6 separate regions of the Homo sapiens genome follow, and regions 1, 2, 3, 5 and 6 are each linked to region 4. A link is a contact called in ENCODE Hi-C or POLR2A ChIA-PET data. All regions are on one chromosome and are shown on one strand. Each heading gives the region's core, a stretch centred on a gene start or an enhancer-like site at or near the end of the contact. The rest is flanking DNA. Distances are from core to core; before and after follow the strand shown. Region 1 holds the start of H1-10 (H1.10 linker histone). Region 2 holds the start of RAB43 (RAB43, member RAS oncogene family). Region 3 holds the start of PLXNA1 (plexin A1). Region 4 holds the start of SEC61A1 (SEC61 translocon subunit alpha 1). Region 5 holds the start of CNBP (CCHC-type zinc finger nucleic acid binding protein). Region 6 holds the start of ALDH1L1-AS1 (ALDH1L1 antisense RNA 1).

The links. Hi-C counts contacts between places; a loop is a spot of excess contacts on that map. ChIA-PET counts read pairs that join two places held with the same protein, here RNA polymerase II (POLR2A). Pooled maps may share reads with other maps.
Region 1: a loop to region 4 is called in a map of naive thymus-derived CD4-positive, alpha-beta T cell, with 9 times the contacts of the local background. The contact joins the promoter of H1-10 here to the promoter of SEC61A1 in region 4. A Hi-C loop is called at or near these places in 1 of 168 maps with a recorded cell type or tissue (naive thymus-derived CD4-positive, alpha-beta T cell), 1 of 37 single-sample maps with no recorded cell type and 8 of 50 pooled maps.
Region 2: a pooled map shows a loop between it and region 4 (14-fold over the local background). The contact joins the promoter of RAB43 here to the promoter of SEC61A1 in region 4. A Hi-C loop is called at or near these places in 1 of 37 single-sample maps with no recorded cell type and 8 of 50 pooled maps. POLR2A ChIA-PET finds 5 or more read pairs at or near these places in 1 of 52 experiments (PC-9).
Region 3: a loop to region 4 is called in a map of CD8-positive, alpha-beta T cell, with 37 times the contacts of the local background. The contact joins the promoter of PLXNA1 here to the promoter of SEC61A1 in region 4. A Hi-C loop is called at or near these places in 7 of 168 maps with a recorded cell type or tissue (B cell, CD4-positive, alpha-beta T cell, CD4-positive, alpha-beta memory T cell and 3 more) and 17 of 50 pooled maps. POLR2A ChIA-PET finds 5 or more read pairs at or near these places in 1 of 52 experiments (activated T-cell).
Region 5: a map of CD8-positive, alpha-beta T cell shows a loop between it and region 4 (12-fold over the local background). The contact joins the promoter of CNBP here to the promoter of SEC61A1 in region 4. A Hi-C loop is called at or near these places in 3 of 168 maps with a recorded cell type or tissue (CD8-positive, alpha-beta T cell and naive thymus-derived CD4-positive, alpha-beta T cell), 2 of 37 single-sample maps with no recorded cell type and 9 of 50 pooled maps. POLR2A ChIA-PET finds 5 or more read pairs at or near these places in 2 of 52 experiments (activated CD8-positive, alpha-beta T cell and activated T-cell).
Region 6: a loop to region 4 is called in a map of CD8-positive, alpha-beta T cell, with 9 times the contacts of the local background. The contact joins the promoter of ALDH1L1-AS1 here to the promoter of SEC61A1 in region 4. A Hi-C loop is called at or near these places in 2 of 168 maps with a recorded cell type or tissue (CD8-positive, alpha-beta T cell and heart right ventricle), 1 of 37 single-sample maps with no recorded cell type and 10 of 50 pooled maps.

Annotation. Positions count from the first base shown.
Region 1 is chr3:129,313,909-129,317,688 of GRCh38, reverse strand. H1-10 (H1.10 linker histone) reads left to right here and starts at 1,403. Exons shown (of 1, transcript NM_006026.4): 1 at 1,403-2,918. The coding sequence starts at 1,787. The coding sequence ends at 2,428. It overlaps H1-10-AS1 (H1-10 antisense RNA 1), which reads right to left and starts at 1,418. Exons shown (of 5, transcript NR_026991.1): 1 at 344-1,418. RefSeq lists silencers at 925-1,264, 2,065-2,194, 2,575-2,864.
Region 2 is chr3:129,120,063-129,124,174 of GRCh38, reverse strand. RAB43 (RAB43, member RAS oncogene family) reads left to right here and starts at 2,371. Exons shown (of 3, transcript NM_198490.3): 1 at 2,371-2,889. The coding sequence starts at 2,686. The region is part of intron 11 of ISY1-RAB43 (ISY1-RAB43 readthrough); the gene reads left to right. RefSeq lists silencers at 2,142-2,361, 2,382-2,561 and an enhancer at 3,342-4,112.
Region 3 is chr3:126,981,452-126,985,251 of GRCh38, reverse strand. PLXNA1 (plexin A1) reads right to left here and starts at 2,137. Exons shown (of 32, transcript NM_032242.4): 1 at 1,965-2,137. RefSeq lists silencers at 1,047-1,126, 2,142-2,371, 2,472-2,691 and enhancers at 2,742-3,071, 3,332-3,381.
Region 4 is chr3:128,050,357-128,054,299 of GRCh38, reverse strand. SEC61A1 (SEC61 translocon subunit alpha 1) reads right to left here and starts at 1,863. Exons shown (of 12, transcript NM_013336.4): 1 at 1,741-1,863; 2 at 1,398-1,465. The coding sequence starts at 1,747. LOC102723759 (a long non-coding RNA gene) reads left to right here and starts at 2,125. Exons shown (of 4, transcript XR_007096073.1): 1 at 2,125-2,338. RefSeq lists a silencer at 1,550-2,189 and a cis regulatory region at 1,682-2,298.
Region 5 is chr3:129,182,393-129,186,550 of GRCh38, reverse strand. It overlaps CNBP (CCHC-type zinc finger nucleic acid binding protein), which reads left to right and starts at 2,655. Exons shown (of 5, transcript NM_003418.5): 1 at 2,655-2,775. LOC105374101 (a long non-coding RNA gene) reads right to left here and starts at 2,477. Exons shown (of 2, transcript XR_924469.3): 1 at 2,079-2,477. RefSeq lists an enhancer at 2,232-2,321.
Region 6 is chr3:126,081,550-126,085,569 of GRCh38, reverse strand. It overlaps ALDH1L1-AS1 (ALDH1L1 antisense RNA 1), which reads right to left and starts at 1,355. Exons shown (of 8, transcript NR_190231.1): 1 at 1,118-1,355. SLC41A3 (solute carrier family 41 member 3) reads left to right here and starts at 1,446. Exons shown (of 11, transcript NM_017836.4): 1 at 1,446-1,477. RefSeq lists silencers at 1,099-1,648, 1,689-1,798.

The DNA.
Region 1 (3,780 bases), core at 154-2,653, 1.3 Mb before region 4:
TGGGGGGCGTGTGTGTGTGTGAAAGGGGTGAGCTGGAGAAGAGGGGAGGTGCTGCTAGCCCTCACCCAGAGAAGCCTGCTTGGGCCCAAGGCCACAAATGCACCAACCCACCCCCTTTTCAGGGCCTTTTACTCTGTCCACCTGTAAATGTTCCTGTCTCTCACTCTGGGAACCCCAATTCGCCAGCGTCCTGTCCCCCCTCACCCCTCCATCGCTTTTCTATGCTGGGCCTCTGGAGACTGTCTCCTGCCTGCAACCCTGCCACCCCCCAGCCCCAGCCCCACTCCTGTGCCCTACATCACCTACCCCCAAAGGGATCCCCTCTCCTACCCGAGCATCTTACCCTGGCCTCAGCTTCCCCAAGTGGAGGCTGCAACGGCTTCAACAAAAACTGTCCTGTGCCTTCTCTGCACCCCCAATACTGGAATCAGCAGAGATCGGGCCGCCAGCCTTGCACAAGCCCCCCCGGGGAGGGTGGGGCCCGGGACCCTCTCCAGGACATGGTCTCCTTTGCTGTGTTCCCGCCATCATTTCCCTGTGCACGGGAGAGGGGGAGGGGTGCACCCAGGAACTAAGAGCGAATCCCTTCCCCATCCTCTCACAGGAATTCCTCTGGGTGTCACAGCCTCACCCCCGCCCACCCTGTCCCACCCTGGAGCCCCCATTTGGCTTTGGGGGGACCGGCGGCAGCTACTTGTGGATTACAAAATGAGGCCCTGGGAACATCAGCGGCAACAGGGTGGGGGGAGCGGCGAGGCAGTGTCCCTAGAGAGGTCCTGCCGTAGTCCTCCATTCCCCGGGTTGTGCCTAGGCTCCCAGAGGCACAACCAGAACCCGGGGTGCAGCTGGAGAGTGCCTCCCATCCGCCATCCCCTTTGGATGGGGCGGAAAACCCCCGAGGATGTCCTAGCGCAGTTCACGTTGCCCCAGCCGACCACGTGAGGGCGCGCCCTGTGTTAGTTTGGACAAATTAAAGCTCCTCTTGCGGGCAGGCCTGGAGCCCCCCGGGCCGGGACAAGGCTCGGGTGCCCGTGGCGTTCTCTGGGTTGCCGGCCGCCAAGCTCCCGGCCGTGGGGCCTCCTCTGGGGCCCGCGCTATTGGCCTCCAAACGAGGTGCCCCCCTCCTCTCGCGCTCCCGCAGCCTAGGGTGCACCTCTCCGTTCGCCTTTGCTGAGCCCTTCCAGGACGCAAGTCGCCTCTCCACTGCGCCGGGAGCTCAGGCCCTGTCCGGGGCGCCCCGCTGCGGGCGCGGCGGCGCTGGAGAGGCGCGGTCCGAGAAGCCAGCGGCCGGAGAAGGGGCTCCAAGAAGCACAAGTTGGCGCTGGCCCCGGACCAGGCTGTTGTTGTTCTCAACGTGGTCCGCCATGAAGCTATAAAAAGCCGAGAGAAGCGCCCTCCCGCCAGAGCGCAGCGCGCACGCCCAGCGAGTTCCAGAGGCGCCAGTGGAAGCTGCGGCGGCGGTGTCTCGCGTTCGGCGGGATTTCTCTTCGCTCCGGCTCGGCCTAGGTCTACGTCCCCAGCTCCAGCCGCCGGCTCGGACTCGGTCTCTGACCCCCAACTCGGTCCCCTAGTCCGGCCCCGGCTCCGGGCCCCCCAACCCTCGCTCCGGCCCGGCCCGGCCCCCACCCCAGCCCTGCCGCCCGGCCCCAGGCCCGGCCGCGGCCGCTCCCGCCTGGAGCCGCCGCGCGCCCCCAGCCCCCCTGCACCCCCTCGGCCCCTCGCCTTCCTCTTCCCGGCGCGGCCCCCCGGCTTCCGCGCGCCGCCCGCCACCAATCCTCTTGCTACCATGTCCGTGGAGCTCGAGGAGGCCCTGCCAGTGACGACCGCCGAGGGAATGGCCAAGAAGGTGACCAAGGCTGGCGGCTCGGCGGCGTTGTCCCCATCTAAGAAGAGGAAGAATAGCAAGAAGAAGAACCAGCCGGGCAAGTACAGCCAGCTGGTGGTGGAGACCATCCGTAGGCTGGGCGAGCGCAACGGCTCGTCGCTGGCCAAGATCTACACCGAGGCCAAGAAGGTTCCGTGGTTCGACCAGCAGAATGGGCGCACCTACCTCAAGTACTCGATCAAGGCGCTGGTGCAGAACGACACGCTTCTGCAGGTGAAGGGCACCGGCGCCAACGGTTCCTTCAAGCTCAACCGCAAGAAGCTGGAGGGCGGCGGGGAGCGGCGCGGAGCCCCGGCGGCCGCCACCGCCCCGGCCCCCACCGCGCACAAAGCGAAGAAGGCAGCCCCGGGCGCGGCCGGCTCCCGGCGCGCGGACAAGAAGCCCGCCAGGGGCCAGAAGCCGGAGCAGCGCTCGCACAAGAAGGGCGCTGGCGCCAAGAAGGACAAAGGCGGCAAGGCCAAGAAGACGGCGGCCGCCGGGGGCAAGAAGGTGAAGAAGGCGGCCAAGCCCAGCGTCCCCAAAGTGCCCAAGGGCCGCAAGTGAGCGTGTCGGCCGGTCAGAGCGGCCGGCGTGGGCTTTTCGGTGTTTTTGTTTTTCTACCCCAAGTGACGTAGATTTTGTACGGCTCACGCCGGCCGGGGCCGCGAGGCCTGGTCTGAGCCTCAGGGAGGGGCCCCGGGTCCTCTCAGTCTTTCCCCTCCCCCAACGATGTAGCGTTTTTCGTTGTTTGCTTTAGGTTTTTGAAACAGCCCCGGCGACGCCTCTATTGGCTCTCGGCCTTGGCAACGGCCGTCGTCATGGTTACTGGCCCCTAGGCGCCGATGGCCGAGGCCGCGCCTGCCCACCGGGCGGGGTCGCTGGTTGGCCGGGCCCAGGCGCGCGGGGACGCGGAGGCCGCGCATCCTTTCCCAGCTCCCCACCCTCCTTGCCTTTGGGTGCGCGACAAACAATCGCTCCGGGCTCAGGGCTGCGCGGCTCTTCCCTTCATTCCATGGGCCTTTTTTTGGGCACAATAAAGCGTTTAAACCTTTCAGCCTCTCTCGTTTAATCTGAGTGGAATAGGGATGGGCGCCTTCGGCACGCGGGGTTGGATGGCGGGCCCCTCGGGTCCTTATACCCCAGATCTGTTGGCCAGGGTAGGCCTGGAGCCAGGGGCCTTCAGCAAGGGGTGGGAATTGCTGGCTTGGGACGAACTTAAAGTACCTGGGACAGGGAGATAGACAGGATCGGTCCCTTAGGAGGGATGGATCTATCTGCCCCCACAGGGGGTCCATCGGCCATTGCGGGGAGCGGGATGGGGGAGGGGAGAGGAGGGGGGATTAATGGGTTTTCAGAGTTAATGGTCAGGGACCTAAACTTGGCCTCCAGAGAGGTAGTTCTTACAAAGTCACACCAGACTGGCCTGTAAACTTAGTCATTCTGACTCCAGCGAGGGTTAGAGTGAGATGTGACCAGGACGAAGTGTGGTGGCCAGAGAGTGGAGTTCCTGACCACAATCCAACGTGTGGTCTCAGAAGGGTATTTGCTGTCTCTGAGCCTATTGGTTAAGCTAGAGTGCAAACGGGACCCAAAGGATTGCTGGGAAAATTAGTAGGAGCAGAAGGATCTCCAGCCCTGGGACATTCTGGTATCCAGCATGTGGGATAGTTGTCTGTCCAGTTGGGCAATAGGTCAAGGTCTATTCTAACAGATGTCCCTAAAAATGGACAACTGCAAAACAGGCCCCCAAGGGCAGTGGAAACAGGGAAGCTTCTGAAACAGTGGATATATACTCATACCAGCGTGAGTGACTGGAGTTAGGTGAGAATGCAGGAGAGCTCGTTTTACCCTCTGTGTAAGAAATTGCAGAAACTACAGGTGGAGGCAGGACCTCCTGGCCATAGACTGGAGAGGAG
Region 2 (4,112 bases), core at 1,122-3,621, 1.1 Mb before region 4:
CAGAGCGAGACTCCGTCTCAAAAAAAAAAAAAGTGCAATATACATTTTTTCAAATTTGGTGTATTAAATGAAACATAAATATTTTTTAATTGCTGCATTTCAAATTAGCATGATTCCATTTCAAATAAAATGCCACTGTGCTACTCAGGAATTTACCACCAAAAGAGGAAATGCAGATATTAGACAGCTTTATTGAGGTATAATTTACATACCATAAAACCCACAGGTTGTAAGTTTACATTTTAATGATTTTAATAAACTTGAGGAGTTGTGCAACCCTTACCACAGTCCAATTTTAGAATCACCCCGCAAAGGCAAGGGAGTGGTGCCTGGGTTTTCTGACAAAATCTATACTCAGACCAACATGTCCCCTGCCCCAGCCCAACCAGTTCCAGGCTAGAGCAGTGGAAAGGCCAGTTAGCTATCCAACCACCGTCTACCCCTACGCTTCATCCTGGCTCCTGGATTCCACACCATTTTGTGCTGTGGTAGCTGCTCTGAGCTGGGGGCAGGCCTTGTTTTCTGGAGTTCTGGACTTTGACCTGAGCTAGTCCCAGCATGCAGAAACCTTCCATCCCATCTCCTGTCTACTTCTACCCTGGAGTGGAGGTTATTTCCTGCCTCTCTAACTCTCCGCTCCCATCAGGTGTACCAAAGTGGGGCTCTCAATTGCTTTTCAGTGGCACTTTGGGGTTTCCTGTCTGATTCTGTTGGGTATTTCCCATGGGAGTGGAGTTCAAACTTTCAGAAGAAACAACTCTTCTGCCTTCTCCACGGGGTCTGCCTTTGCAGACTGCTCATTCAGTCCCTTTCTATCTTGACCTGAAAGGTTGGCTGGGGTCCTCACAGTGGCACTGGGGGACTTGCTCTCTGCGAAGTCTCCTTCAGCTTGAAGACTTTCCCCTTTTCTCCTGGATTTTTGTCTGCTTTGTCCACAGGTGCATTACAAGGCCCCAGGACAATGCCCGCCTGTAGTAGCCATTCATTAAATATGTTGAATACCTGGAATTGGAGTGCCACAAGGAAGCTGTCTAGAGGGGTAAGGGGTGCTGTCAATTCCTTCCCATCTTCGGAGCTGGGAAGCCCAGTCCTGTTGGATCTAGTATAAGCTTCTTACAGATGTTTGGGTCTCCTTTCTCTGAGGCGCCCTGGTTCACTGGGCCAACTCAGGAGTTGGTCTGCCCTTCCTCAGAAATCCCTTCAAGTTTTTCTGTTCCTCTTCCTAGACTGGTGCTTTTTGGCTGGGTCAGTTTCCCAAATGGGCCTGTAGCTGCTCTGAGCTGGGTCATCCAGCCGTTTAGCAGCTGCTTCAACCACTGCTAGGCTGCCTTTTGGAGACAAGAGCTCCCAGCTCCTCCTTCTGGCCTAGCTTCCCATCAAATGGGGCCCTGGGTCCTCTCCTCACAAGGATTTTGGGCTCCTCCGCAGTTTTGTAGCCAGCCTGGATTCTGGCCTTCTGCAGCCTGCTCCCTCCCTTCCCTTCCGCCCCTGGGAAGAGCGACCCCCACCACTCTCGGAGACTGCACTGCCCGCCTGTCAGAGTGGGCACTCAGGTGACACTGCTGTGGTCGTCCCCTTCCTCCGTGATCCATTCCGGAGGGGGTCATTCTTAGTCTAGGCCTGCAGGCCCGGAGCTCCAGCCATGGTCTCCGCCTGTCCCTGACCGGCGGTCTGGGAGGCAGCAGGTAGGGGATCCCGGGCAGGCGGACCAGGCCTGGGTGGGGGGCGAGCAGGAGGCGCGGGACAGCACCTGGGGGTCCCAGCTGATGAAGGGTCGGGGTGGGCAGCGGTTTGGGGGCCAGACGGATCCGCGGTGTGGGCGCGCCGGGGTGTTGATGGAGGAGGGGCCGAGGTGCTGAGGGCGGGGTCGGGCTGGGGTCGGGGCTGAGGGCGGAGTCGGGTGGGGCGGAGTCAGAGCTGAGGTGAGCCTGAGGGCGGAGTCGGGGCGGGCTGAGGTGGGCCTGTGGGCGGAGTCGGGGCGGTGTGCTGAGGTGGGCCTGAGGGCGGAGTCGAGGTCGGGCTGAAGGCGGAGTCGGGGAGGGCTGAGGTGGGCCTGAAGGCAGAGTCGAGGTCGGAGCTGGGGACGGAGTCGAGTTCGGGCTGAGGGCGGAGTCGGGGCGGGCTGAGGTGGTCCTGTGGGCGGAGTCGAGGTCGGGCTGAGGGCAGAGTCGGGTCGGAGTCGGGGCGCGCTGAGGTGGGCCTGGGGGCGGAGTCGAGGTCGGAGCTGAGGGCGGAGTCGGGGGCGGGGACGTAGGCGGAACCCGGGTCGGGCTGAGGTGGGCCCGAGGGTTGGGCTGGGGGCGGAGTGGGTGCCAGCCTGAGGGCGGAGCCGGGGGCGGGCGGGGGCGGGCTGGGGCGGGCCTACAGGCCAGACTGGTGTGGCACGGAGCTGAGGACCGGCCGGAGCTTTGCGGAGGGCCCGGCTTGGCGGGTCCGGGGGGGAGCCGAACCCGCGGGGCACCGGGTCCGGGCGGGGCCGAGCCGGGCCGGGGCGGGAGCCAGCCGGGGTGGGGCGGGGCCGAGGCCGAGGCAGGCGGTCGGCAGTGCTGGGGGTTCAGGTGTTGCGGCGGCTCCACGTAGCCAGGCGGCCCGTGGGCTGGAGCGGGCGGAGCTCGGCCCGCGGCTTGCGTGAGCTCAGGCCGGTCCCAGCGTCCAGAGCGCCGGCCCTTCGGCTTCTTCTAGGCCATGGCAGGGCCGGGCCCAGGCCCGGGGGACCCGGACGAGCAGTACGATTTCCTGTTCAAGCTGGTGCTGGTGGGCGACGCAAGCGTGGGCAAGACGTGCGTGGTGCAGCGCTTCAAGACCGGCGCCTTCTCGGAGCGCCAGGGAAGCACCATCGGCGTCGACTTCACCATGAAGACGCTGGAGATCCAGGGCAAGCGGGTCAAGGTGGGAGGCCGGCCAGGGCCCCTGGAAGGCGCTCCCTCGGAGGGTGGGGCGGGGGCAGCGGAGCCCCTGGCCGCGGCGAGCGCACCCCGCGTCCATCTGAAGTTTCCTTTGGCTTCCCCTTTTTCCTTCCTCGGGTCGGAGCAGGCCTGGGCCCCGGGGTCTGGGCCGGGTTCAAGTCCTCAAAGCGCCGGCCGTGGGTTGCTGGGGGGGGGGGGGGCGAGGGAGTGTGGAGGAGGCGGCCCTGCCCTCCGGAGCTCACACCCTAGGAGGGGACTGTGCTCCAAAATAACTTTAGCCATTGGAAGGCAGGGGGTTAGACTCCCCTGTTCCAGGTACTAGCGGAGCGCCTTGGAGTGCGGAGATCAGACCCCCCACCTCCATCCACCGCGATGGCAGCCCCCAGCTCAGCCCACCGGCGGGGCACTCAGCCAGAGAACTGCATCCCCACCCCAGGACTAGGAGCGATCAGGAAGTAGTTGCTTTTAGGACCAGAGGGCCAAAACTTTTTGTCAGAATTTCCGGCCTGGCCACGCCTCCCTGCAGTCTCTTTGTGGACCTGGTGGTGGAACTTTACTCGACTAGGGCCAGCCCCGGTTCCCTCCCCCAGCTGGAGTTTGATAGAAACTGAAAACTTCACAGATACCGGAAGGTGGGGGAGAGAACCAAGCTTTGGCAATGGCTCCGAATAAAAACAGCAGGATGTGGTTGCCACAATGTCCTGGCAGTGGTTTGATAAATATTTGTGATGAATGAAATCAGAGTTTCTTAACCTAGGTGTTAGTACTCCCTAATCAACCAGGAGATCCTGGGCTGAAGGCACTCAGTAACTTTTCTGAACCGCACTGTACAGAAATCTTTGCTTGCTTTCATGGTTTCGAGCCCCCATGATCTTCAGGACACCCTCAGGGCACAGGGCTGGGACGATCTCTGCCAGGGAGATGGGAGTCACTGGAGCCTTGCTGCTGCTGGGCTCTGCCTCTCCGGGTGGCTCTAGGCCTGCTCCTTGTTGCCTTTGGCTAGGATATGTAGCTCTTTGTCTTTGTTTCTATAAAATTGGGATAATTTCTGGGTGTTGCCTCCCTCCTGCCCCAAGGTGGAGAAAAAAGTAAGTCAACAGTCTTTATGTGTCCACAGTGCCTCTCAGTAGATGTGACGGGGAAGCAGAAACTCCTGCCTGAGGGGTTTTATTATTATTATATTTTAATCGTCTTCTGGGGTCTGTG
Region 3 (3,800 bases), core at 888-3,387, 1.1 Mb after region 4:
GGGATCGCCGCCTGGTGGAACGCCAAGCCAACAGTGTCCCCTTCCCTTTCCTGGCCTGAGTGACACCAAAGCTCCTTCTCACCCTGAGAAACAAAGGCCCCCAAAGCCCTCCCCACAAGGAAGAGTCCAATCCCCCCAAGTCCTCCTGCGCCAGATCCTGCTATGGCTCAGGCAGGTTGGGGTGTGGGGCTGCCATCCTGCCCAGTGGCTCACAACAGCAGCCGGGGGGGAAGACAGCTGCTCCTGGCACTCCGCCTCCCCCACAACGGGGGTCATGGGAGGTGGTCCCAGTGGTTCTGCTCCCGACCAGTCCTAGGGGATCCGGCTCTGAAGGCCTTGGAGTCCTGCTCCTGAGAAAAAGTGCCTACCTTTGCAGGCCTTCCCCTGGGGCACCCGCTCCTCCCGGCCAGCTGCTCTAAGCTGCTCTGTGCACGGGGGCTTTCCTGGGGGCTCAAAACAGGCAGGCAACGACCTTGGGGGGCCAGGAGTCCAGCAAAGGGCTGTCTGCTTTGTCCACAGGCACCTCATGTGTCCCCCACCCCCAGAGCACACACTGAGGCCACAAACCCAGGCCTCCGCCCATGCTGTCCTCTGCCCAAAACGCCCTTCCTGGGCCCCACTGGCACCCCCCAGGAATGGAAGCCTGGCCCTGCAGCGAATCACTGGTTCACATGCCTGCCTCTGGCAGGGGGCTGGGTGCTCCTCAAGGGCCGGGCAGCATCTTGGTGCCCCTGGTGCAGCACCTGGCCTCTGCCGCACACCCCAAGCCGCAGGAAATCGAGGGGACCTGAGGCAAGCTCCTCAAGGGCCCGGGGAGCAGAAACTGCGCCCCATCCCTGCACCGACCCCCAAACCGGCTACGTGTGAAAGGAGATGGGGCAGCACGGAGCAGCCTGAGCCACAGGAGCCGCGCTGAGGGGACAGAGGCTCGACCACGTCCCCTCCCCGGCACACACACCCCTTTCTTTCAAGGGGCGTGGCCCCAGAACCCCACACAGGAGCCTGGGGCAGATCGCCGCCCGGGGCCGCCCCTCGGAGCCCCTCCCCTCCTTTCCAGGGCTGCACCTGGGACCTCACGCCGACCGAGGGGCCTCCCTGGAGTCCCCACTCCCCCTTCCCCTGGCAGCCCGGGATCGGCCCGCTGCCTCCAGCTTCGCCGCACATCAGGCCCGGGACTATCCAGGAAGCAATCGGAAGCCTCCGGGAGAAGCGGCTGACCCTGGAGAGGCCCCGAGAGGGGGAGGCCAAGGAGGCCCGAGCGGGGCGGCCTCCTGGGCGGCACCCAGAGCCCACCTCCCCGCACTCCGGGCCAGTGGGAGCGGTGGCAGCTGTGGTCGGGAAGCCGCTCCAACTTCCACCCCGCGCCCCAGGGCCGGCCGGGGGCTTAGCCTGCACGACCTCCTCCGGCCCCCGCGGCCCTGCTGGGAGGCTCCGATCCCTATCCGGGCCTGGCCACCCCGTCCTCGCCCGCGGCCAGAGGTCTGAGCCGAGGTCCAGCGGCCGGGACGGGCCTGGACACCGCAGGGGCCTCCCCGCGGGGCCGCCGCAAACTTTCTCCCCAGCCTCCGTGGAGGGGCAGCGCCCGCCCCCCGCCACCCCGGAGCTGCCGCGGGGCTCGGCGGGCCCGGCCGGGGGGCGGGGGAGGCCGCGGCGCTGGATCCCGGGCCGCGGTCCCAGCCCCGCCGCACGGGGGTGCGGTCTCTCCGCGTCGGCGCCGCGACCGCGCCCGGACACACGCGGACGCCTGGGCCGGAGCCGCAGGGACACGCGGGCCGCGGACACGCGCGCCGCAGTCCCCACGCGCGCCGCAGTCCCCGCGCACACCCCCTGCCTGCCGCCTCACGAGAGGGCCGCCGCCGGAGGCCGCCCCGCGCCCACCCACGGGCCGCCCGGCCCCGGACCCCAGCCCGGCCCGGCCCCCGCCCACCGTCCCGCGCCGCGGGGAAAGTTGCGCCCCGACTCACCCGCCGCCCCGGGGCGCGCCCCGCCGCCGGCCATCGCCGCGCCCAGCCGCCCGCGCCGCCGCCGCCGTCCGCCCCGCCGCGGGGCCGCCGAAGCCGCGTAGGCCGCCCAGGCCGAGGCCGCCGCCGCGCCCGGGCTCCGCTGCGTGGCCGCGCAGCCGATGCCCAGCATGAATGGGGCGCCGAGCGCCGCGCGGCTGCGGACCGGCCTCGCTCTCGCCGCCCGCGGAGCCCCGCGCCGCGCGCATGCGCCGCCCAGAGCCCGGGGGCGGGGCGGGGGCGGGGCCGGCGGCGGCCTCCAGAGGGCGCTCTGCCCCGCGCCGCGCGCCTGCAGGGGCCCACCGCGCGTCTTCAAAGGGCGATACGGCTGCCCGCCTCAACTCTCTGGGCGCCGGGGCCGCGCGGGCAGTTCCGGGAGCCCCCCGCTCTCGAGCGGGCTAGCCCGCGACCCCAGGAACAGGGCCTGGCTCAGTGTGCCCAGGCTAGGAGCATGGCCTCCTTTCACGGGGGGGGAAACTGAGGCTGAAGGAGGCAATCGCAGTTCCCAGACCTTGCGGGGCCGGGTGTTCCCAGCTCTCGGCCTCGCGCGTTCCGCTCTGTCAGATGGGCGGGCACCTGCGCGGGGAGCCCGGGCGCCCCCTGCAGGCCCCAGGCTGGTGGCGCATTCCCGGCTGGGGACGCAGCCCAGGGAGGAAAGTCCCGCGGCAGAGGCGTGGCGAGACGCGAACTCCGGCTGTAGCGTGGGGCAGCGGATCTACACGGTGTGAGGTGTGGGGCTGCAGAATCCAGGGTGACGGGCCAGAGCTGTCCAGGCAATACCCCCAGCCTGCATGGCAAGGCTGAGGGGCAGACACCCAGCACTCAGTTACTGTACTCACAACCGCCACTCCCAGGCAGGAGGCATCCGGGAGGGCCTCCCGGTGGACGCAACCAGGCCAAGGAAGGGGAAGCCGGCAACAGGAGCATCGATAACAGAGCAGATGGGCCAGGAAAACCCCGTCGTGGGAGGGCTGAGTCCCGGCTGGGGACTTGGCCCCCATCTGTAGCCTGAGGGGTGCGGTTTTTGCTGTGTGAATCACGTCACCCCTACAGAAGAGGAACTCTCTACAGTTCACATGGTTAACAGGGAAAGGGAATGGACTCATACCGGGCCCAGGTGTCCCTCCGCGTCTCACCCCGCTCCTCCCTCCCCAGGAGCAGCCACAACCCTCATTTTTGTGTTCATCTTTAAGTGCTTTTCTTTGGGTGTGACCTCTTATATTTGCACCCCAGAATGGGACGCTGTTTTGGGTGGCTTGTTCTGGGCATTACAGAAACGGGGTCACTCAGCCTGTGCTGTTTGCTCTGTCTGCTCTGTGTGGTGAGGGCACAGGGCAGCTGCTCGCAGGCATCGTCTTCGCAGCCTGTTTTGTTGGGCTCCTGCTCGCCCATTCTCCTGCCGATGGACATGGGATTGTCGCCTATCTGGAGCCATGATGAGCAAAGCTGTGATGAGCATCCTGTGTGTGCCTCTCGGTGGGCACCTTTAGATCCAGGGACGGTCTGCAGGGTCACGGGGTAGGATTTGTCTAGCTTCAGGAGATACAGCAAAACCGTCTTCCCAAGTGACAGCCCCAGTTTACACTCCCAGCAGCTTAGCAGGAGTGTGGAAGGGTCTGGCTGTCCCACATCCTCACCAATATTTGGCACTCTTTAGTTTTGCAAATCTAGTGGCATGAACTGGTTTTTCAACTAGGTGGTTTTGCTTGTCTGCTTTTTTTTTTTAGAGACAGACAGGGTCTCGCTCTGTCACCCAAGCTGGGATGTTGTGGTGCAATCAGAGCTCACTGTAACCTCAAG
Region 4 (3,943 bases), core at 614-3,113:
TCTAATCACCAAGTCCTCTCTCCTGGTTACAATCAAATTTAACATCAAAACCCCAAAAGCTCTTTATCCAAGTCCTGTCTCCTCTGCTTCTTAGTAGCCCCTAAATCCATTCTTGCTCAGTACCACAGTTCATCCTCTGATGTGAAAAGCCTCTAAACCAACTCTAGTCCTCTCCTTTTCTTCCAAAGTGACATTCTCATGTCTGGCCCTTGTTATTCATCTCCTAATGTTCCCCACCTACAATTATGTTCTATCAATAGCAACTACATCTAATAACCTCCCATCCAAACATGCTACACTCTTGTCACCAATGCCTTTGCAAACTATATACTCCTTTTATTTGGAATTCCTTTCCGTCCCTTCAAGGAGACTTCTATTTCTCCTTCAAAACCACCATAAGACATCATGTCTCCCAGAGTTAATCCCTTCCTGAGCCACTGCTATACCTTGCACGTATTTCCCTTGTTCCGTCTACCACACTGAGTTACAAGGCCAAGGTCACATAGCTATTAAGGTGCTATGTAAAGGGTGGGACCTAGGCTTGCCTGCCTCCAGAGCCATGCCCCTTCGCTACACTGGAATTGAGGGGGTAAAGCTTTACAAATTCGTCCATTAAAAGCAGCACATGGGCATTTATATGAAACTATTTTACGTAAAAAAATGAAAGTGGATTCCAAGCACCCAAGTGTCCATGTGAATGCTTTAACAACAGTTTGAAAAATAATGTGAGGACACAAACATTTTATTCCCCACTCTCTAACCTAGGAACCTAATGAAACTTTTTTTCGTTGACAGCTGTAGTTACACTGGCAACACTCACTCCACACAATTTCTGATTCAGCACAGCTCTAAATTTAATCTTTCCTTGTTTTAATACACCGTCTGTGAAAAGCAGCAGACTTCACAAAAGAATAGCCTTTATTCCCCCTATTGTGACAGCCTACATAAAAGGTACAAAATCATTTGTAAATACTAAAGTGACAGCCCTTCCCTTTAGCAGCTGGATACAAAGGGCATCTCCTGGGAAAAAAAACCAACCCGTGATCTGCTCCCGTTGGAGGTGAAAAAGGGAGGGTAACTCAATCTGCTATCCTAACTGAGGCCTTATTCATTCATGGCCCGGATCCATTTTTGGGACAGGGCAACCGGAGGCTTTGTTCTCGGAGCAACATCCACCAAAGATGCTCCAAATAAAGCACAGTGATTTCAGTGGAAATTTCCACACAACCAGGTCACCTTTCGACAGCTCTCCGGAATAACAGAGCACAACTACACTCCAAGGGAAGAGAAGGGAGAGTTTCCATTGCCGTGCTGAAGCCATTTTTAATCATACTGTAAACTTCCAGAGTCCAGACAGTTTCCTGAAACCTTCTTTGTTGGCGATTTGGGGTACTTACCTTCCTCTCTGGCTTCTGAATTTCCGGCAGGATGACACAGAAGGGCTTGATGACTTCCAGAAATTTGACTTTGATGGGAGAAACAAAACAGGAAGAGTTGGGACACAGAGAAGTAACCTTCCGCGCTACCCAGGGACGCCTTCTGCCCACGACGAGTGAGAGCAGGGGCCAGGGGAGCCGGCCGCACCCCGGACGCGTGGGGATACTCGAGAAGGGCCGGGGGCACGGGCCGCGTTCTGCAGGGGGCCGGTCAGGGTTGGCCGGCGGGCGCCCGACCGCACGGGTGTGGGGAAGGGGGATCTGTTCCGTCCCGGCCTCAATAGGGCTTCCCTACAGGACTCACTTGCCATGGCGGCGGCTGCTCGGGCTCCGGGTCCCGCTTCAGCTCAGCTCTGCTCCGCGTGAGGCGACGCTGCCCGCGGCCCAGCGCGTTCCACTGCACAGCAGCTCCGCCGAGAGACACGTCAGTGCTAGCCCGGCGGCAAGCGGCGCGGCGCGGCGCGGGGCGGGGCCGGGGCCGGGCCTCGGATCGCTTCCGCTTCCTGCCACGCGCGCCCGCCGGCCGCCGCGCTTCGCCGCGCCGCGCCGCTTCGCCGAGACCTCAAGCCCCGGCATGCAGCGGGGCTCCTGGGGCCTGTCGGGAAGGGGCCTGGCGCGCGGGGCCCGCCGGGACTGGGGGTGTGCGGCTGCGCAGACTTGGTAACGCGAGAGCGCGCGGGGAGGGTGTGTCACGCCTCCCGAGACTGGGGCTGTGCGGCCTCACGGAGAAACTGAGGCAGGCGCGAAGCGTCGAGTGCGCGCGTGGCCCTGCAGGCAGGCGGAGACCCTGGTGGCTCCCATACACGTAACAGCACTCACTGCTCTTTGACGTTAGTGAATAGACCGTAAGCTCCCTGGAGCAGGGACCTTATCCCAGCGTCTACCGCGGCGCCCGTCACCTAGTAGGTCTCCGTCATTACCTGCTGAGTAGGGCGCGGGCTGGTGGGGCTTACCGAGCACCCTCGCTGTCTGAGTCATTAAGCAAACCCGGAGGCTTGTCGTGGGTGTGGGTCCCCTTCCATCTGAGAACGAATGGGATGAGTTTCTGGAGAGACTTGGCCGGAGAAGGGCCGGGGCAGCTCGGGAAGTAGTCTGCCTCACAGAAGAATTCAGGAAGGCCTCCTGGGAGAGTACCTTTGTGCCGAGCCTTGATAGATTCTGGCGAGAAGGAATGAGGGAACAGGTTGAGGAGACTGTTGTGGGCAAAGCATGGCGGTGTGATTGCCTAAGATCGGTGTGGGAAAGGGGGATAACGGGTAGGGCAAGGGATGCTGGGGCTGGGGGTTGGAATTTACTTTCAGGCATCTGTAGTCAGTAGGTATGATGTCATCTAAGAGAAACAGACTTAATGCTGTGAGCATTTAGCAGGGAGGAGGTGGGCACGCCTTGTGGGATCAGGCAAGGTTTCATGGAGCTAAACCTTGACCAGGACAGGTAGAAGTTGAGGGTACATATGTGGCAAGATGCTTTTTTGCTTTTAATTTAGGTGTCAACTATTTGGATTTTTCCATTCTCACCCATTTCTAGCAGATAATCAGGTTTTGTACATTCTTGGCTCAGAAAGTTGGACAGGACAGGAAGTCTTTTTTGGAATACAAACCCACTGGTGGAAAATTCAAAGGACTACTGGGAACAGGCAGGTAACTTCAGTGAAGTGGTCTAGGTGTGACATCACTTGATATCCATCCCCCACCAAAAAGGGGAAAAAGAAGACATTGACTCTTTATTCAGAGTCTGAAATGCAACCCATCTTCACTTCCAGGACCCACTGATGATCTCTTCTGGAGTTTTGGCCTGAAGCTAAAACTGGCAGCCCCTGGACTAAGTTCAGCATATAGACTAGATCCGATATTTAGCCATTATGCACCCTGCACCATATTGATGGTTAAAATGTTGAAATATTTCGAGGGTAAATAGTATAGTAATTACAATAAATATTACAATTAGTTAATAGAAATTTTAATATAAACTCATTGGTTTGTGCTAATAGTTGTAGGATGTCAGTACCATTGATAACAGGCCTCCTGTTGTTTCCACATTATGACACAATCTGGCCTGTGTCACTGCAGGGACTGCAGCCAAGTTACGTGTGTTAAATCACTGATTGCTTTAGGAGAATCACTAGTTTAAAATATTTTTATTGGACTGGGTGCAGTGGCTCACACCAGTAATCCCAGCACTTCGGGAGGCCAAGGCAAGAGGATCACTTGAGCCCAGGAGTGCAAGACCAGCCTGGGCAACATGGCAAAACCCTGTCTCTAGAAAAAAATACAGAAAAAAATTAGCTAGGCATGGTGGCGCATGCCTGTAGTCCCAGCTACTGGAAAGGCTGAGGTGGGAGGATCCCTTGAGCCTGGGAGGTCGAGGCTGCAGTGAGCTGAGATCTCACCACTGCACTTCAGCCTGGGTGACGACAGAGTGAGACTCTGTCTCAAAAAATAATAAAATATTTCTATTGTAAGCACATACATTAATTCTTCGGAAAATAGGTATGCAGTGTTTTATAT
Region 5 (4,158 bases), core at 1,406-3,905, 1.1 Mb before region 4:
AGCTTTTTCCTATTTTCAAACATTTCTAGTAAAATAGGCATACCAAAGGGTATATCCAGGCAATACAAGCCATTGTAGTTAAATTCCACCATACACCTTTTCTGGCGCCTCACGATCAGCCTGGCTCTATTAATAATAGTCGTTACAGGAAGCTGCATGCCAGGTAGAAAGAGCCATTAGCTGTTACCACTCCACTGCCAAGAAGTAAAGACATTGTTTCCATTTCTTCTACTTAAGTCTTTTAAAACCTATAGAACATTATGTCCAGTATCTCTATCTCACACTCACTTTCATTTTCTATAGCTGTTGAAATTTTTGTTTTAATATTAGGAATATTCCATTCCTGGGTCTATAATGAATAGCAAACATTTTATACAGTACTATGGTTGGAATGGTAAACAAAAATAAGTCAGAAAATATTAATTTTTGGCCATATGGTAATTTTAACTTGTCCTCTTGGTGTGGTGTGGACGCACCCAGGTTGGACTTCATACATAGCCTCTTGCATTATATTGACTCATTGTCAGAGCTCACGAAGTCACTACCTAAGTGTCTGATTGCTACACTATACATTACTTCAAGATACTATGAAGGTTAATCAGATTACAAAGGGGAAATCATAAAGCTGAGTAAGCTTCTTGGTAATAAAACTATATAAATACAAAATACTGTTTTTTATTGGCAGATAATATATCGTGTTTTAGCACAACACATAAGCTGCTAGGCATTTATTCAATCTGATTGGGAATGGGTTAAATTTGGTTAAAAAATTTTACCTTAGGTTGCTTTAATTAAAAAAATGTTTAAGGCTGAGTGCAGTGGCTCACACCTGTAATCCTAGCACTTTGGGGGCACTGGGTGCAGTGGCTCACACCTGTAATCCTAGCACTTTGGCCTAGCACCGCTTGAGGCCAGGAGTTCAAGACCAGCCTGGCCAACATGATGAAACCCCATCTCTACTAAAAATACAAAAATTAGCCAGGCGTGGTGGTGGGCGCCTGCAGTCCCAGCTACTCAGGAGGCTGAGGCAGAATTGGTCAAACATGGGAAGCGGAGGTTGCAGTGAGCTGAGACAGCACTCCAGCCTGGGCAACAGAGGGAGACCCTGTCTCAAAAAATAGTAATAAATAAATTTAAAAAGTTCGGCCAGGCGCGGTGGCTCATGCCTGTAATCCCAGTGCTTTGGGAGGACGATCACCACTTTGGGTGGGCGGATCACCTGAGGTCGGGAGTTTGAGACCAGCCTGACCAACATGGAGAAACCCCGCCTATACTAAAAATACAAAATTAGCCGGGCGTGGTGGCGCATGCCTATAATCCCAGCTACTGGGGAGGCTGAGGCAGGAGAATCACTTGAATCCAGGAGGCGGAGGTTGCAGTGAGCTGAGATCGTGCCATTGCACTCCAGCCTGGGCAACGGAGTGAGACTCCGTTCTCAAAAAAAAAAAAAAGTTTAAAATATCATTGGTCTTTAAAGTTATACATTCATTCTTTGATAATTGCTATGTTGAACGCAACCTCCTAACTGCTTTACAATGATTAAGCACTAATGATTTGAACCCAGGTTTAAAGTCTGACTCTCAACACATGTGCTCTGCCTTCTCACGAACATGATTTCAAAAATCATAGCCCCGGGATTTGGGATTGGTGGCTTATGCCTGTAAACCCAGCGACAGAGCAAGACCCTACTCTTAAAAAAAAAAAAAATTAAAGAAAAAAAGAAAAATAAATCATAGTGTTGAACTGGCAGGTTTCACTGAGACGAAACTTGGGACTCTTCCTTTTTTTTTGTTTCGAATAAAGCCATTCTAGAATGAGACAAAATTCTAAAATATTTTATAGTTAACAGTTTAAATTGGGTTTAATCTTGACAAGACTATCTAGGGCTATATACACAAATCTCTTTTGGAGAAAATACCACAACTAAACTGAAGTCTATTCCTGAATATGACAGACCAGGTCAAATGGTTATCCTTGCCCTCCCGGGGGATGTCACTCATAAACGTGCCAAAAGTCACAGTCTAGGCCCCATTACCTTACATGCTCATGACCTTCCCAGGGAGGCCCCTCGCCCTTACCAGGCACTTTCATCTTGGGAAGACACATCAGTCCTGGCGGAGAAAGCAGCAAGGCCTTTCCCCGGCTCACAAAAATTAATACAAATCTCAGAGGCTGCATCCCACAGCCGTGACCACCGTGACTTGGCATCCCCTTTTCTGCAAACTTAAATGTTATCTAGAAATCGGGCCTGGCTCTGAAAGCCAAGGGCCTGGCAGGAGCCCGAGAAAGGGGAGAAACTTTCTGCGGCCCCAAGCTAATGGCAGTCACTGCACCGAGACCCGTCCCCTGGCATCCCTTTGCTCCAGCTGGCCAAGACAGACCACCAAGGTCAGCCAGATTTCCACCCAGTCTGGCCGGGCCCGGACCCAGCTGGGAATGAACCGAGAAGCACCGGGACCCGGATCCCGGCGTGAAAGGCCGCGCGCGGGGCACGGCGGGAAAAGACGCTGCGCGCAGAAACACCCGCCCCGCGCCGCGCTCTAGTGGGCGGCCCTGCCGCGGGCGGCTCTGATTGGACTGCCGAACCCCGCGCGCTGATTGGCCGCGTGGGCGAGGCGGAGGAGAGCCGTGCGCAGCGGCGTATGTGGGGCCGTGTGCAGACCCGCGTGTGGCGCAGGCAAGGACCCTCAAAATAAACAGCCTCTACCTTGCGAGCCGTCTTCCCCAGGCCTGCGTCCGAGTCTCCGCCGCTGCGGGCCCGCTCCGACGCGGAAGGTGAGGGCTGGGGGAGGGGCCCGGCGCTGACGGAGCCGCAGTGCGGGTCGGGTCTGTGGCGGACAGAGAGGGTAGGGAGCGGCGAGGTGGCGATGGCGGCCGCACTTTGGCCTGCGCCTCTGCTGCGTCAGGCGGGAAGCTCGGCTGCTGCCGCCGCCTCGGACCCGGGTTTCTGGCGCACCGCTGTCGGACGACACTTCTGTCCTTTCTTCGTCCTGGAAAGCTGGGTCGCCGAGCATGCGGGTCTTTCGGCGCCACGGCCGCACCCCAGGCCGCAGGCTTAGGGCAGAGGAGGCCCGCCCGTGCGCCCTTGGGGCCGAGGCCCTGACGCTTCGAGGGTCGCGGAATGAGGGACCGAGGGTGGATTTGGCGGGAACTCACTGGAAGGAGTCCGTGTGGTGGGGAAAGGCTCCCGGCTGCGGATGAAGGGGGGATGGGGTGGGTATAGTCGTGCAGGCCATGTGCTGGGGTCGTGCGCCTGGCGGGCCATGTGCCAAGGGTTTTGGGGGCCTTAGAAAAGGGTTCTTAGGCCGGGCGCGGTGGCTCACGCCTGTAATCCCAGCACTTTGAGAGTCCCAGGCGGGCGGATCACGAGGTCAGGAGTTCGAGACCAGCCTGACCAATATGGTGAAAGTTGGTCTGTACTAAAAATAAAAAATTAGCCGGGCATGGTGGCGGGCGCATGTAGTCCCAGCAGCTCGGGAGGCTGGACAGGAGAATCGCGTGAACCCCGGAGGCCGAGGTTGTGGTGAGCCGAGATCGCGCCACTACACTCCAGCATGGGCAACAGAGAGAGACTCCGTCTTAAAAAAACAAACAAACAAACAAACAAACAACAACAAAGGGTTCCTGAAGAAGCCTTTGTGTTTGGAGTGGCGAGACTGCTGGAAGACTTGGGAGCTTTTAGAGTTTATACTCCCTATCCTTGATAGTTTTCCGATTCTTGAATTTTTATCGTCATTTAAATACTAAGTTGCTTGTGTTACATTACCATTCCAAAAGGGGCTGATGGGGCTCACATTCCAAGAGTTAACACTATTTAAGTTGCTGGGATCCTTTAAAAGCGCCATTACCAGAAAAAACACGAATTTGTCAAACCTCCAAAACCACAGCAGCGGGCGGTAGTCTGCATCATTTCTTGGATTAATGAAACAGATGTAATTACAAACGAGACACGAAATTCAACTAGCTCCCCTCCATCTAGATTTTTCCATATCGTGAGAACCTGTTTTAGAATGGCATAATGGTCCACATTTGGGTTTAGGTGTTGATTTTATTATGGGTAAGGCTTGTGCTTGTTCCCACATGTTAACCATATGGCCTCAGCCACAGGGCACTTCCAAAGGAAGTGACTGTTTCTGGTCTTGGGGGTCTTGTAAAAAG
Region 6 (4,020 bases), core at 106-2,605, 2.0 Mb after region 4:
CAGCTCACACTAAACGAAGGACTGTCAACCAAAGGGCGATCTGGGGCTCAGGAGAACTTAACCAGTTCCATCGGGGGAGAAGCTAGAAGTCTGGGAGGCTTCAATGGGCCCCACTGGTATCTTCGCTCCGAGTTCAGGCAACTCCTTTGGGGTCCTGAGTCTTCTCTGAGGCCCCACGCTGGGTGCCAAATTATTGTGGAAGAGTCAAACTCTGTAAAATATTTGAAGAGATTTATTGTGAGCCAAATATGAGTGACCACAGCCAGTGACACAGCCTTCAGGAGGTCTTGAGAACATGTGCCCAAGGAGGTCGGGGTGCAGCTTGGTTTAATACATTCTGAGGAGGCATGAGACTTCAAGTTAAGTTCATTTAAGAAATAAATTTGTTTGATCCAGAAAGGCAGGAAAACTCAAAGAGGGGGAGGGTGGTTCTAGGGTATAGGTCAACTTAAACATTTTCTGGTTGACAATTGGTTGAGTTTGTCCAAAGACCTGGGATTAAAGAAAGGAATGTCTGGGTTAAGAGGTTGTGGAGACCAATGTGTTTTATCACGCAGATGAAGTATTCGGATAGGGTAGCAGGCTTCAGAGAGAAGAGGCTGTAAAATGTTTCTTATCAGACTTAAAGTCTGTGTTGATGTTAATGCAGGAGAGGGATAATGAGGCATGTTCGGCCTCCACTTCCCCTTATGGCCTGAACCAGTTTTTCAGGTTAAATTCTAAAAGTCCTGGCTGAGGAAGAAGTCCATTCGGATGATTTGGTGGTTGGGAACGGGGAGGTGCCTTATCATTTATTTTTTGGTTTAAAATATAATGATATATTTTACCAAGTCTTGTGAACCATCAGGCCTCCCTCAGGCCCGGACTGGGAATTGCCAATTTCGTTAGGTGTGACCGTAATACTATGAGAATGTTTAAAAAAATAGGCCTTACTGATTAAACATACTCGAGTATTTAAAGGAGAATTTATCCACTGGGATGCTTTAAAATTACTCTGGGAAAAAAGGGAAAACGAAAGGCATGTGTGGGGTGAAGCACAGACTTGTCGTTGTTGTTTTTAAAGCAAAAGGCGGGTCCCAAGGGAAGTTGGCTGTCGGTGGGTTCCCGTTCTCCGTACCTTTCTACCTTGACAGCTCCATAATAAAACCTGCAGCCGCATAGGCGCCTCTCCCGTAGCGCTCCCGCGGGGGCGCCAGTGGGGCCCCAGCTGCGAGGAGGGCCCGGGCTCGCGAGACTCGGTCCCCCACTTCCGTCCCCGCGATCCCCGGCTCCCAGCCCCCCGGGCCCCCGGCGGGGCTCTGCGCTGCCGGAGCTTGGGCGTCTGCTGCTGTCCCGGAGCGCCAAGTCGTCCGAGGTCCGGCCGCCCGGCCGGGGCGGGGCCAGGGAGGCCCGGCCTTCCCGCTTCCTGCCTGAGCCGCAGGCCCGCCCCTGCGTCCTCCGCCCGCCTCTTTCCCGCCGCCGCCTGGGAGGGGACCCGGTAAGCGCGGCCCTGTTCCGGGCGGGGTTGGGGCGGAAGGTGGGGTCAGCTGGGGCCCAAGGGGGGTCGGGGAGGCGCGCGGGAGAGGGCGCCCGGGAGTGGGTGCGCGGGAGGCGAGTGAGCCGGGCGCCGGGCCCTGGGGGCTCGGCGGGAGGGGGAGTCAGGTGGGGACCGGGATTTGGGGGACTCGGTGGGGGAAAGGCGCGCGGGAGATGAGGTAAACACGAGGGGTCGGAGGGGCGGCCTGGGGCGGGGTGGGGCCATGCCTGGGGTAGGCCACGCCTCGGGGAGGCCGGGAGAGAACCCAGGCGCTGGGGGTCGCGGGGGAGCCGGCCGGTCCTACCCTTAGGTGTCTGAGGCCGCTCCCCACACCGCTGCGGTGTGCATTCAGCGGCCCTGTCTCCTCCTTCCTGGCCTGCTCAGGGCACGGCTCCTGGTTGGATGTCACACGCGTGACTCCTGCAGCGCCCGCGCGCAGGGACCCCTCGCTGCCTCAGCCAGACCTCCCGCCAGCCTCTACCACAGGCTCAGCCCACTGTCCTGGGTGGGCTCGGTGCAAACCTCTGGTGAAGAAAACCTCCTGGGGGTGCCCAGCCGGGAGTCTGTCTCAGAGTCCCACACTCTCTCCATCCAGGAGAGCCGGTGGGATAGGTCTCTTTAAAATCCCGTTATTTATTTGTTTATTTTTTCCTCTTTCTTCCAGTTTTTTCCATATGACTTTAGTGATCAAATCCCACTTTTTTTTAGAAGGCTTTTTTTACACCAGTGGTTTTCAAACTGTGGTCCCAGGACCAGCAGCACTGCCTTTCCTGAGATCTGCTAGAAATGCGGGTTCCCCAGCCCCACCCTGACCTTCTAAATCCTAAACCTTGGGGGTGGGTCCCCATACTTGTCTTTAGCAGGTCCTCCTCGTGGTTCTGACCATTGATCTGAAACCTTAGGGCTTTGAGGAGTCTGAACTGGGGTTGAGGATGGGCCAGGTGCCCTGTGATGATAATGCATGACTCCATTTAATCTTCACAGCCCTACACAGTAGGTAGTATTACCCCATTTCACAGATTAGGCAACAGAGGTACAGAAAGTTTAATTTTTCCAAGGTCACAGACCTAGAAAGGGGAGGAGCTGGGATTCCAACCTTGGGTTCCGGCTCCAGAACATTCCCACTGAGGCGAGGTCCCCTGTGAAGGTGGGGAGGGGTGAAGCCCAGAGGTCCTGGCGGCCTCCCTGCCAGGCAGAAACCATTAGTTCCAGAATCACGACCAGCCAGGTGCGTGGTCAGCAGTGGCCCTGCCTGCCTGCCTTTGGGCGAGCCCTGGTCTGTGTGAGCTGCTGGGTCCAGGTCCCCGGGCAGGATGTGTTCGCACTGGGGTGCTGACGGGGCGCCTAGAGGCCTGGGTCCAAGGCCAACCTCACAGGGTGACACAGGGATGCTTCTGGGTGACAGAGTGTCCGTTTCCTCCTCAGTCTGATGGGGGCGGATACCCCCCAACCCCATGCTGGCAGCTGGGAGGGTGGGCAGCCTCACAGACTCAGGCGTGGCTCTGAACTGTGGCCCCAGGTGGTCCACAACCTGTCCTGCCCAGCCTAGCCCCTTTCAAGGCACAAGGGTCTCTGACCACTGCCCCATAGCAGGGTTTCTCGGCCTCCACACTACTGACATTTGGGGTGGGGCAGTTCTTTGTTTTGGGGGGCTGTCCTGTATCACCCCCTGTCGGGACAACCAAAACCATGTGCAGACATTGCCCAATGTCCTCTGTGGGGACCTTGGAGGCAATGCCTCCACTGGCATCTTCTGGCATCTTGGCTCCTCCCTGGGGCTCTGGGATTAGAGGTTTCCTGGCCCACAGCCCACTTTCCCACAGGAGCCTCCTCCAGCCTGTGCTTGGTTGTTCATCTGCACGAGCTGTCAGTGACACAGGGACATTGGAGCATGTTCTCCTTGCAAACACTCCAACATTCAGGTGGAGCTGAGGGGCCTTTGGCCATGTCCACAGCTGGGAGATCCCCCACCCTGCAAGGGGCACAGAGCAGGTGTGGTGCTGACACCAGCTGGGCCCTGCTCCCGGGTCACCCTGGCCAGGCCTTCCTCTGGCACCATGTGCAGGCACAGTGAGGGTGGACCAGGGCTGGGGCTCTCTAGGTACAGCTGCACACGTGTTCCCAGCATGAATCACGGATCAGGGCTGCGCCAGCACCTGCCGCTCTGGTGTTTGCTGTCACCAAGCACAGTGGCTGCGCACTCTTGGGTTAACCTCCTCAGGCACGCGTGTGAGTGACTCACCAAGACTGTGGCTGAGTGAGGATGTGTGGCCTGGAGTGGTCACTGCCCAGTTGCCTCTGGCAGAGGCAGACCCAGAGCCCTGTGGCTGTGTTCCAGGCCCTTCTCCCCACCCCTTGCCCTAGTGGTGGTGAGGTGAGGTGCATCACACCAGGTTCATTTATTTATATTAAAAAAATTTTATTGACACATAATAGATGTACATATTTTTGAGTTGCCTGTGATAATTTAACACGTTCATGTAACTTGTAAAGATCAAATCAGT